Linked DNA regions of Homo sapiens: region 2 is linked to region 1. The links are chromatin contacts, found by Hi-C in ENCODE. All regions are on one chromosome and are shown on one strand. The core of a region is the stretch at or near the end of the contact, and the rest is flanking DNA. Distances in the headings are between cores, read along the strand shown.

What was found. Hi-C counts contacts between places; a loop is a spot of excess contacts on that map. Pooled maps may share reads with other maps.
Region 2: a pooled map shows a loop between it and region 1 (11-fold over the local background). The contact joins the promoter of TCP11L2 here to the promoter of BLTP3B-DT in region 1. A Hi-C loop is called at or near these places in 5 of 50 pooled maps.

What each region holds. Positions count from the first base shown.
Region 1 is chr12:100,140,102-100,145,674 of GRCh38, reverse strand. It overlaps BLTP3B-DT (BLTP3B divergent transcript), which reads right to left and starts at 2,620. Exons shown (of 2, transcript NR_186018.1): 1 at 2,332-2,620; 2 at 1,004-1,135. BLTP3B (bridge-like lipid transfer protein family member 3B) reads left to right here and starts at 2,801. Exons shown (of 21, transcript NM_015054.2): 1 at 2,801-3,083. The coding sequence starts at 3,040. RefSeq lists silencers at 2,637-2,816, 3,137-3,386 and an enhancer at 2,493-3,256.
Region 2 is chr12:106,299,289-106,304,861 of GRCh38, reverse strand. It overlaps TCP11L2 (t-complex 11 like 2), which reads right to left and starts at 2,129. Exons shown (of 10, transcript NM_152772.3): 1 at 1,921-2,129. RefSeq lists enhancers at 2,062-2,201, 2,212-2,291, 1,466-2,351 and a silencer at 2,372-2,491.

The sequences.
Region 1 (5,573 bases), core at 1,371-3,870:
GTGTTAGTCCTGCGAGTGAAGTCAGGGAACCCTCCTGCTTCAGTTTTAAATCCAAGTCTTTGATTTCAGGGTCCATTTTTTTAAAAAAATTAAATGGATTTATTCATATCTTTGAAATAATACCTCTACTATAAGTCTGTCCCCAAATGAATTACTCCTTCCTCTGTGTTCTTATAGCACTTTGCTTGTTTTTGGTAAAGTAATTAATAATACCTAGCCTTTATTGAGTTTGCTATAAGGCAGGTTAACAGTAGCTACTAATAATAATATCTCTTAACACATGAGATCACTGAAGCTGAGAAAGATTAATTTGCTGAAGTTTACACAGTTATAAAGTGGCCAGCATTTGAACCAGAGTCTACTAACAGAGCTGAAGGTGTAAGTAACATGAGTCTGCCTTCCAAGCCAGGCCGTTAACTCTGATGGCAGGAACAGAGATTTTTGTTTTCATTTAGGCAACCCCAGGATACTTGAATAGTGCCTGGTTTATAATCTATGATAAATGTTGAGTGTAGTCAGCTGGGTGTGGTGGCTGATGCCTGTAATCCCAACACTTTGGAAGGCTGAGGCGGGCGGATCACGTGAGGTCAGGAGTTCGAGACCAGCCTGGCCAACATGGTGAAACTCCGTCTCTACTAAAAATACAAAAATTAGCCTGGTAATCCCAGCTACTTGGGAGGCTGAGGCAGGAGAACTGATTGAACCTGGGAGGCGGAGGTCGCAGCGAGCCAAGATCGTGCTGCTGCATTCCAGCCTGAGCGATGGAGTAAGACTGTCTCAAAAATAAAATAAAAATAAAATGAAATGTTGAGTGTAGTCAACTTACACGTCTATCCTTTCCATTCTTCAAAAAGGGCCAGCTTATTGGACTATGTGTAAACTACTTCCCACCCAACTCCCAAGATGTACAACCACACATCTTGCTAATACATCCCTCAGGGGTGGTACAATTTCTTTTCCTGTTTTAGATATCACTAGTGTTAAAAGAAAAACTTCAGCCAAATTAAATTTAAAGGAGTTTAACAATGAACGATTCCTGAGTCTGGCAGCCCCCATAATCACAGCAGATTCAGAGAGACTCCAGCACAGCCACATGCTGGGAGCAGATTTCTGGCCAGCAAAAGGAAAGTGAGGTCTAGAAAATGGAAGTGAGGTACAGAAACAACTGGATTGCTTACAGCTCAGTGTTTGCCTTATTTGAACACAGTCTGAACAGTTGGCTACATCTGGCCAAAACTCAGTGATTGGCACAGGTGTGGGCTATGGTCGGTTTATACCTCTGCTTATTTTCATAAGTTCATGATGTACAGAAAAACCTTTAGGCTGAACTCAATTACGTAAGGAGGCAGTGTTAGGCTAAACTTGACTTAACACTGAGTAATTTTTTTTTTTTTTGAGACAGTCTTGCTCTGTCGCCCAGGCTGGAGTGCAGTGGCTTGATCTCAGCTCACTGCAACATTTGCCTCCCGGGTTCAAGCAATTCTCCTGCCTCAGCCTCCTGAGTAGCTGGGATTACAGGCGCCCGCCACTATGCCCAGCTAATTTTTGTATTTTTTTTTTGTAGACACAGAGTTTCACCATGTTGGTCAGGCTGGTCTTGAACTCCTGACCTCAAGTGATCTGCCTGCCTCGGCCTCCCAAAGTGCTGGGATGACAGAAGTCGTCATTTTAATCTCTGAAAATGTTAGCTCTGTTTGGGATTGGGTGGGGTGGAGGTGTAGAATTGTAACAGTTTTCCCTAGTTCAACAATTTCCTTCCTTCCTTACAGAACTTTTCATATGATATTTACACCTTTAGGTTCAACCTAGTGAAGTGGGTAAGGCTGATGATTAATCTATTTCACAGATGATTAAAATGAAACTAATAGTAAAGAAATTATTTTCCCCAGGATAACACAGCTAGAAAATACCAGAGCCAGGACTTGAATTATACACCTTCTAATTCCTAGGTCCTAGACTACTAGGAACCATTGTCAACCTTTACTTCCCTTAGAATAGCAATAACCAAAGGAAACATTAAATTGCCACATTTAGGTAAGGGAAAGGCAGGACACCTTAACAAAAGAAAAAAAAAAAACACCAAAAACAAAAACCTAAGGAAGAATATGAAGAAAGGTGAGTAGGTCAAGAGAGCAAAGCAAGCACAGGAGTTAATGGCCGATTCTTAAAACATTCTAAGGAGGCCGGGTGCAGTGGCTCACGCCTGTAATGTCAGCACTTTGGGAGGCTAGGAGGGTGGATCACGAGGTGAGAAGTTCGAGACCTACTGGCCAATATGGTGAAACCTCGTCTCTAATAATACAAAAATTAGCCGGCCGTGGTGGTGCGCACCTGTAATCCCAGCTACTCAGGAGGCTGAAGCAGGAGAATCGCTTGAACCCTGGAGGTGGAGGTTGCAATGAGCCGAGATCGTACCACTGGACTCCAGCCTGTGTGACAGAGCAAGACTTGTCTCAAAAAAAAAAACAAACAAGCAAAAAAATAAAAAACATTCTGAGGAAATGAATAAGGGAAGTAGGACGTGGAAGTAAAAATCAGCGACGGGTCAGCGATGGAGGCGGGAACACCAGCAGAGGGAAGGAGGGAGGATTAAGGCCAAGAAGGATGGTGTATTGAGAGTCAAGGGCCCTGTGTCGCGAGGGCTAAGAACCCTGGCGCCAATGCCACAAACCTCCCGCCCCCGCCCAGAGCCCAGCCAGAGCCCAGCCAGAGCCCGCCCAGAGCCCGCCCAGAGCCGGCGTTGGCCCCGCCCCGCCTCGTGCCGGCCCCGCCTGGAGCCGCCCCGCCCCCGCCCTCCACCGAGTCTCTTAGGTGATGCTGCAGCCAAGATGGCGCCCGCGGCGGCCGTGGCGGCCTGAGCGTGATGCTCCGGGTTCTCGGCGGCGGCTGTGGCCTTGGCCGGGGCCTTGGGTCTCTCCCGGTCGTGAGCGATCAGCGCCTCTCCGCCGGCCGGGCTAGCCGGGACAGAGAGGAGACGGCCACGAAGAGAGGAGGCAGTGAGCAACAGGACGAGACCGCGGCGTCTCCAGCCTCGGTACCATGGCCGGGATCATCAAGAAACAAATCTTGAAGCACCTCTCCAGGTCAGTGAGCGCCTCGGTGTCGGCGCCAGTCGGCCTCCACCCCAGCCCGCACTGGAGTCAGCCTGCGGCTTCGGGGGCGGCGGCGCCTGGCGGCTGTGCGGGAGGCGACCTTCGGACTTCCCCGCTCTGGCCGGGGCAGAGGTCGCGGCCCCGGATCTCTTGTCGCCGGCGGCGCCGGGGGCTGGCCTCACGAATCGGCCCCTGACGCGTCTTCTCCCAGGGTGGGCGCGCGGAGGAGCCCGGAGTGCGGAGCGCGGCGGGCTGGGATCGCTCCCGGCGCGGCGTCTGGGGGCGTCCCGGCTCGGCTCTGTGCGGTACTGAGCGGAGGCTGGAGGTGGCCTGGCGTCACCCAAGTGCCTGGTTAATGTGCTGGGCTCTAACTCGAGTTCGGTGCTCCTTCCCCTTGGAGCAGAGCGGTTCCGTTAACCGAGGGCTTCTGGCGCAGTGTGGACGCTCAGTGGAGGCTGTGTTCTCAGTGGAACGTTAACCTTGTGATTGTTCTGAATTCCTCCCACCTTGGCGTTCCCGCTCTGTGGCATCAGAGGGTGTGCCTGTTTGCACAGTTAGGATTTGTTTTAGGTAAATAAGCAGAGTTCGCAGCTTTGGCAGGTTCTTTCTGGAGTCCTATGAGACCCACATCATTATTACTGAACATTTTTTTTTTTTGGTTTTTGCTCTTTTTCCTCTGCAACTCTAAAATTCAGGGAGTTAACATCTGTGGTGATTAAACCCAAGACATGTCATTCTCTCCATTTCATAACGCGGTTTTAGTCAGAAACATGACTCAGTAAGGCTGGCAGTTTGTTACTGCTCTTGGCTTCTCCGTGTTTGTCTCAAGACACAGGCTAAATGTAGGCTCTTGTTCCAAGTTGTTACCAGCGAACTCAAAGCCCTTGGTTAGGATCCCTTTCTGTTCGATTTGTAAGTTAATTTTAACTAATTTTGGGAAGACACGGGTATGATTATAGACTTGTATAGTAAACATAATTCTTGATTCCCCAGATTGTCTTATACCACAGGTTATATATTGGGAACAGAATTCTACTTCTGTGATTCAGCAAATATTTTCCTCACTTATAATACTGAATAAGATATAGCACTTTTCTTAAAAGTAGCAAAGTATAGCAGCGTGTGTGTGTGTGTGTACATATATATACATATGTACATATATACATATACATATATACACATATATACACATACATATATATGTGTACTACATATATATGTGTATACACTACACATATATATGTGTATATATGTAGTATTTTTTTAGTAGAGACTGGGTTTCACCAGGCCAGGCTGGTCTTGAACTCCCAACCTCAGGTGATCCGCGGTCCTCGGCCTCCCAGAGTGCTGGGATTACAGGTGTGAGCCCCCACGCCCTGCATGAATATGTATTTCTTAATGTTATCACTCATTGAAAAGTTTCTTTTAAAATTATATATATGGCCCAATCTTGAACTATCTTATTTTGGAAGGTTTTATCTATTTTTAATTTATGTCCTCCCGCCTTTCTCATACCCAGCTCCACAAGAAAATACAGATCTGCAGAAAATGATTTGAATGCCTACTTTCTCACTCGTCCAAGGATGATGCTGCATAGCTAGTACCACTCTAGATGCTTGGAAGAAAAGTTAATTCAATCAACAGATAGTGCATTAGAGTTTAATTCTTTTATAGAACTCCATTTGAGAGGGGCTCTTAAAAATTAAGAGCATGCATACCAAAGTATAATAAAAAAAATTAAGAACAAAGATGTAATGGCTTACTGCATGAGATAGAAAACACCCATATATTGAAAATTGAGTCTTTAGGGCTAGTTTTTATTTTATTTTATATATATATATATATATATATATTTTTTTTTTTTTTTTTTTTTTTTTTGAGACAGAGTCTCACTCTGTTTCCCAGACTGGAGTGCAATGGCATGATCTCGGCTCACGGCAGCCTCTGCCTCCTGGCTTCAATCAGTTCTCCTGCCTCAGCCTCCCGAGTAGCTGGGATTACAGGCATGCGCCACCACGCCTGGCTAATTTTGTATTTTTAGTAGAGACAGGGTTTTTCCATGGTGGTTAGGCTGGTCTCAAACTCCCAACCTCAGGTGATCCGCCTGCCTTGGCCTCCCAAAGTGCTGGGATTACAGGTGTGAGCCACCGTGCCTGGCCCTTAGGGTTAGTTTCTAAATCTGTATGATTTGTAATAGCTGTGTGATAAATAGTGTGATGAGGATTTTTTTTTTTTTCAGAGATGAGTTTTTGGGACACTTGAGTTTTCAGTTATTTCATATTTCAAAACATCCTTAACTCAGGTGACTAAAGAGTATCAAATTTTTATTTTTGGTTAATAAGTTAATCTTACTGCTAATTGCTGTCATCTCCTAAGAAAAATAGTTATTCAGAAATCTAAAGGCAGCTCGTAATTGACAAAAGAAGGCAGGTGTTGTGATAAATTATAGTTACTCAGGAAGGAATGAACTTTTGAAATTAC
Region 2 (5,573 bases), core at 880-3,379, 6.2 Mb before region 1:
TCTAGGAGGGAGCCATTCTTTATGCACCGCAAAATCCCTAGTTAGACCCCACGTATTAGCAAAAAGGTTAACTGCTTACAGTCATAAACATTTTGGAGTGAAATATTCAGATTACCCAGCAGGGCCTTGAGGAATTGAACCCATCCAGTTAAGGTTAGCTCACGCAAAAAAGAAATTTCAAGAAACTTCTAGTGTGTACCATCCTTCAACACTAGATCGAGGTCAGCTGCAAGGACAAGCCTTCACATATGTGTAGTAAAGGGAAGGGAGTCAGAGGACTAAGTCTGGGCTCTAAAGAAAAAAATTGCAGATGATGTGAAAAATTTCCATCTTCTGCAAAATGCTGCTTTAGAATCAGTCTTAAATAGCAGCACTAAAGTTATTCATCCACAGCAAAGCAAAAACCATAGAGCAGAGGGATAGGGGCCCATACCATTCATCTAGACAATACTGGTCTTCATCAAGTTAGAACCAACAAAGAGCTAGATAAAAGCCAACAAGCCAGTCACTGTCCACAAAGCAGATGTTCACGTTACACGTGGCATTACAGCATCAGGGAGAAGGATTCCTGGCACTTTTCACATTTGAAAGCACTCCTCCCACACTTGCTGGTCTGTTTTGTTTTAATACCTGTGCTTCCCCCTCTGGGGCCCTCAACCTCTCACAAAATGGCATTGAAGCTGCTTCCACACATGACTGGGTATCTTCGGCCCTGGGCCTCTTCAAATCAGGCAACTTCCACTGGCTGTCAGGGTGATGCATGAAATCCCTAGAGAAGAGAGGAAAAGGACCACGGCAGGGAGCCTCCTCAAGTGGGAACCACTGAGATTAACTCATTATCCGTTGGCAGGTAAGAAGAGCAAAGTCCCTGACTGGGCTGGTGACCATGGGTGCTGAGACACCCACTGGGGACAAGGACAACTTGTCCAGTTTCTTCACAGTTAAGGTAGCAGGACAACCATCTAAGATTTCCCAAACTTAAGTCGTTTGAGTGCCACTCTTCATGACTATTTCTACGTCTCCCTCCTTACCTTTACTATAATTTAGTAACCGCGTCTCTATCTTGACTAGATTTTTGCATTTAAATATATTTATTTTAAAAGGAAACTCTATCATTGTGAAACTGCTTACTTAATGGAACAGATTTTCTTAATAGTAACGAAAACAAGTAACTATGTTCATCCATATGCCACCTCAAATCATTGCTATTACCCCCAGTGGTGCCACCTACAGTAGCAGCTTTGGGAAGCACAAGCAACACCTGAGGGTTCAGCGTTCGAGCCCAGGCCCAATCGGCTTTTCTCCACCTCTTCCCCTTAACCAAAGGTCCCGGCAAGGGGACGCAGCAGCAGTCTGCACGACCTCACCCACGTCCTCTGGCCGCCCCTCCCCTCCAGCAGCACCAGGTTTCCTGTCAAAACAAACCCTTGGGGGAGGGGACGGCGGAGGCAGAGCTGAGTGCCGGGGAAACCACGGCAACAAATCCCAAACACACGCTGCCGGGCCCGCCCTGCCTCTACCCTGGCTCAGTTCCCTACTCCAGCCCGGCCGAGGAGTGTGGGGGAAGGGGGTGCCCTGGGCCCCTGATGGCGGGATGCCGCTGGTACCTGTCCAGCAGGATTTAAACAGCGGCGAAGCGGCCTCCGAGGCCCGAAGTCCGTGTCCACCCCGACACGCGGGGCGGCCACTCGGTGCCCCGCTCCCCGCTCCCACGCGGGACGGCAGTTCGAGGTCAAACAAGGGGACGCGGAGTGGGAAGACATGAACTAGGAGCCGAGCTTGATGGCCCCTGACCCCGCCTTCCCAGGATGGAGTTCCGAGATAGGGCAGGGGAGCCTTCGGGCTGCAGCGGTGTCCCCTCCGTTGGACCTGGCCGGTCACCTCCGAGCCGGCAACGCCTCCCCCGTGATGGATACGCACCGGGTCCAGCACGTAGACAAGAGGAGAACGGCGACGGAGTGACCCCGGGTCAGGGCTCTCTGGGCGTCCCCTCACCGAGCACAGCACAGTCACCTCGAAAACTCACCAGCCCAACAAACCCCCCCAGCCCCAGTGTCCCCCCCAACGCGGTATTTAAAGGGCCCTGAGGGACTCTAGGGAGGCAGCCACGGCGCGGCCATCACAAAACCGGATAGCGGGGGGACGACGGCGCGACGGGGCAAGGGGATCCAGGGCCCTTCAGTCTCCGAAAGCCGAGCGCTCACAGACTGAACCTATTAGAGAAACAGTCTTCGTCAGTTTGAACCAGAGAGGCCGAGAACAGCTCGGATGGGAGGGTGTTTCGGATGCGAGAGGGCACGGTTCCCCCGCGCGGCGAGTGGTGCGGTCCGGGCTGCCGGGGGCGGGGTGAGAAGTGTTTACGGAACTGAGGCCGCCGAGCCGACGGGAGCGCCCGGCGTTGGGGGCGGGGCCTGCCAGGGCACTGGGGGCGGGGCCGAGTGGGGGAGCGGGGGCTGAGCGGGGGCTGAGCGGGGGCTGAGCGGGGGCTGAGCGGGGGCTGAGCGGGGGCTGAGCGGGGGCTGAGCGGGGGCTGAGCGGGGGGAGCGGGGGCTGAGCGGGGCTCTGGGGAGGTGGGCGAAGCCGCGGGCCAAGCCTCCAGTGGAGTGCCGGACAGATCCCCTGGGCTTCCAGGCGCACTGGCGTGGACCACACTGCGAGCTCCCGGCCGCGCGTGGAACATTGAGTGCCCGCACACCCCTGTCTAGACGGGGCAATCGGAACTGGGTGCCCACCAACACACTGTCCACACTTACAGAGACAACCCAACCAACAACGCTGCTGGTGGGCTTTCCCACGCACGTCAGCCACTAACCGGGTCATCTCCAGTTGCGTCTACACCTCCACATAAACACGGGTCTAGATTTGCACCTGCACGGGACGATTAGCTCCTTGGAGTCACACCCATCCAGGCCCTCTGAAGACTTGGCGTGCGTGCAAAAGATAAAGCGTCTTACTTCCTCTAGGGTTCTTGGCAGCACCTATCTCCGGGAGAAGTTTCCACCTTGGTTAATGTAAATAACCAGTCCCAGGAGGGCTCTGTGCCGTCTGGCCTGCTGCTCAGCTCCTGCTGTGGGCGTGCTTGAGGGTGTAGAGAAACAAGCTTCCCCCAACTGTTCACATCAAAACTATGCCTTCTGCCAGGTGTAAATCGGTGCTGTATTACTTGGGAAATAGTTTCATGCAGGAACTACTTACATGAAGTTTGTATAGACTAAAGTATTTCTGTTTAGTGCCGAAATTATGTCTGGATTGTGGAGGCAGATTGGCCACCACCGTTCAAAAACAACAACAACAAACAACAGGCAACATTTTAAAGCAGGGTAGAAAGTCAGTTGTTCAGTGGTTACAACACAGACTCCTCTATGGTTCCAGTCCTGGCTCTGACATTCACTATCCATGAGATCTTGGTCTCTGGGGATAACAATGATAGCTATTTCCTTGGGTTATTTTGAGGATAAAGTGAAATAAAGCATGTGAAGTGCTTAGCAGGGTGCACAGTAAGCACTCTAAGTATTAGTTATTGAAATTCTTTGGCAAACCACTGTGGCCAAACTTAGCTGGTGATCTGTATAAATTTGTATCTGTGCCTCCTTTTGCCACTTTCCTCTCTTCTCCTAAAATATACAACCTAATAATACAGGTTAAGAGATTAAATAGAAGGTGCTGTCCCCACCTGAGTTCTTCCCTACAAACATGCTCTTATTTGTGTCATTCGTTGGATAAGTAATCAGAATGACAGAAGCCTCCAATTTCAATTCCTGCCAAATGACAACCACCACACAACTGCCATCACCACCCTAAAAACTCCACAATAGAAAGATGAACACCCAAATCCCCCAAACTTCTGGTAATTCTGTGACAATGACACATGGCAACATTACTTCCTTTGTTAGCTTTGTAAGGATTTAAGTATTGTTTTGAGCTATGACATAAGTTGGAGCAGGTGACCATGAGTCAGGGTAGTTGTCCTTTATACTGGAGTGACCAGCTGCCTGATCCTAGGCATGACACTTCTTTTAAAGTTCAGATATGTAGCTCTCAAAGCCACCAGGAAAGCAGCTTTTGTCAAAGCAAGTTCAACTGTAACATCAGAGAACCAAGCTGAGATAAGAAAAGATGCTGGAAATACTATCTTCTGTTACTTTAATGTTAAATAACTTGCTATCTGAAAACCCTTCTGTGAATTACCTGACCAACTGCCCTTGGCCTGACTTGTGTATAAAAGCACTTTGGGCCAGGCACGGTGGCTCATGCCTGTAATCCAAGCACTTTGGGAGGCCGAGGCAGGTGGATCACAAGGTCAGGAGATCGAGACCATCCTGGCTAACACGGTGAAACCCCGTCTCTACTAAAAATACAAAAAAATTAGCTGGGCGTGGTGGCACGCACCTGTAATCCCAGCTACTCTGGAAGCTGAGGCAGGAGAATCGCTTGAACCTGGGAGGTGGAGGTTGCAGTGAGCCGAGATCACGCCACTTTACTCCGGCCTGGGCGACAGAGCGAGACTCCATCTCAAAACAAAACAAAACAAAAACAACACTTTGAAAAAATGGAGTGCTGTAAAATATAAGGCAGTTCCCTCAAAAATGAGCCTTGTATCACATTGTTGCTCAGAGGGCTCAGACAGTCATAACACAAAATCTTCCCTGCTCAGGTTATGTTTATGGCTTTCTGAGGAAAAAAAAAAAACAACAAAATCTGAAAAGGCAACCTCTTTAGAAGTAAAATAATTAGCATTTTATTTGAAGAAGACATATTATTACACCTAGTTTTTCTAACTTACCTTTTTGAACCACTTAGAGAACTCACAGTAATACAGTTTTTTTTTCTCCCTGTAAATTACACGGTAGACTAAATGTGGTCTATCACTCTTGGCAAAAGACTAAGGGCAGATCAAAATTTTTGTTCGATGAAGAAATAGAAATACTCATTTTCTTTTTACACATCTGAAATCTGAGTTTTAAATTATAATAAATCATTGACAAAAATCTAAAAATGTAATTACAGTTGGATTTGCAACCTCTCAGCCTTATAACTTTTCTAGTGGAGTTGCATATTGTACTGATTTAATGTAATGCAAATTTAGCTATACGGGACTCATCTAGGACAGAATATGAGGAACACAAGAGAATAATTTAAATACTTCCAGTGATCTTGTCCCCTATTTCTCTCTATGGGAGTTGTGAGGCTTCTCTTACTGTGTTTATCTGAGTTTCTGAGCTTCTCATTATGTTCCAAGCTTCTTTCCCACGGCTGGCTTCATGTTCGTGCAGTCTGGGCAGTTGCACAAGGCCCCACCCTTGGAAGAGCCCTGTGCTTGGTTTAATACATTGCTGCTGTTGTGTTGAGATTCTTAATACTGTGCTTTTTGAAAGGGGGCCTTGCATTTTCATTTTGCACTGGACCTGGCAAATTATGTAACTGGTCCTGATCTCCCCACACAGAATATGAGTCTAGTGGTTAAAGGTGCTTATCTTCCTGCCCCTAAGTGCCAATCAATTATTTCAACCAGTGCTCACTTGAAGAAACTTATGTCTGTTTCAATGCTGGAAGAAAAGAAATAGCCCCAAACA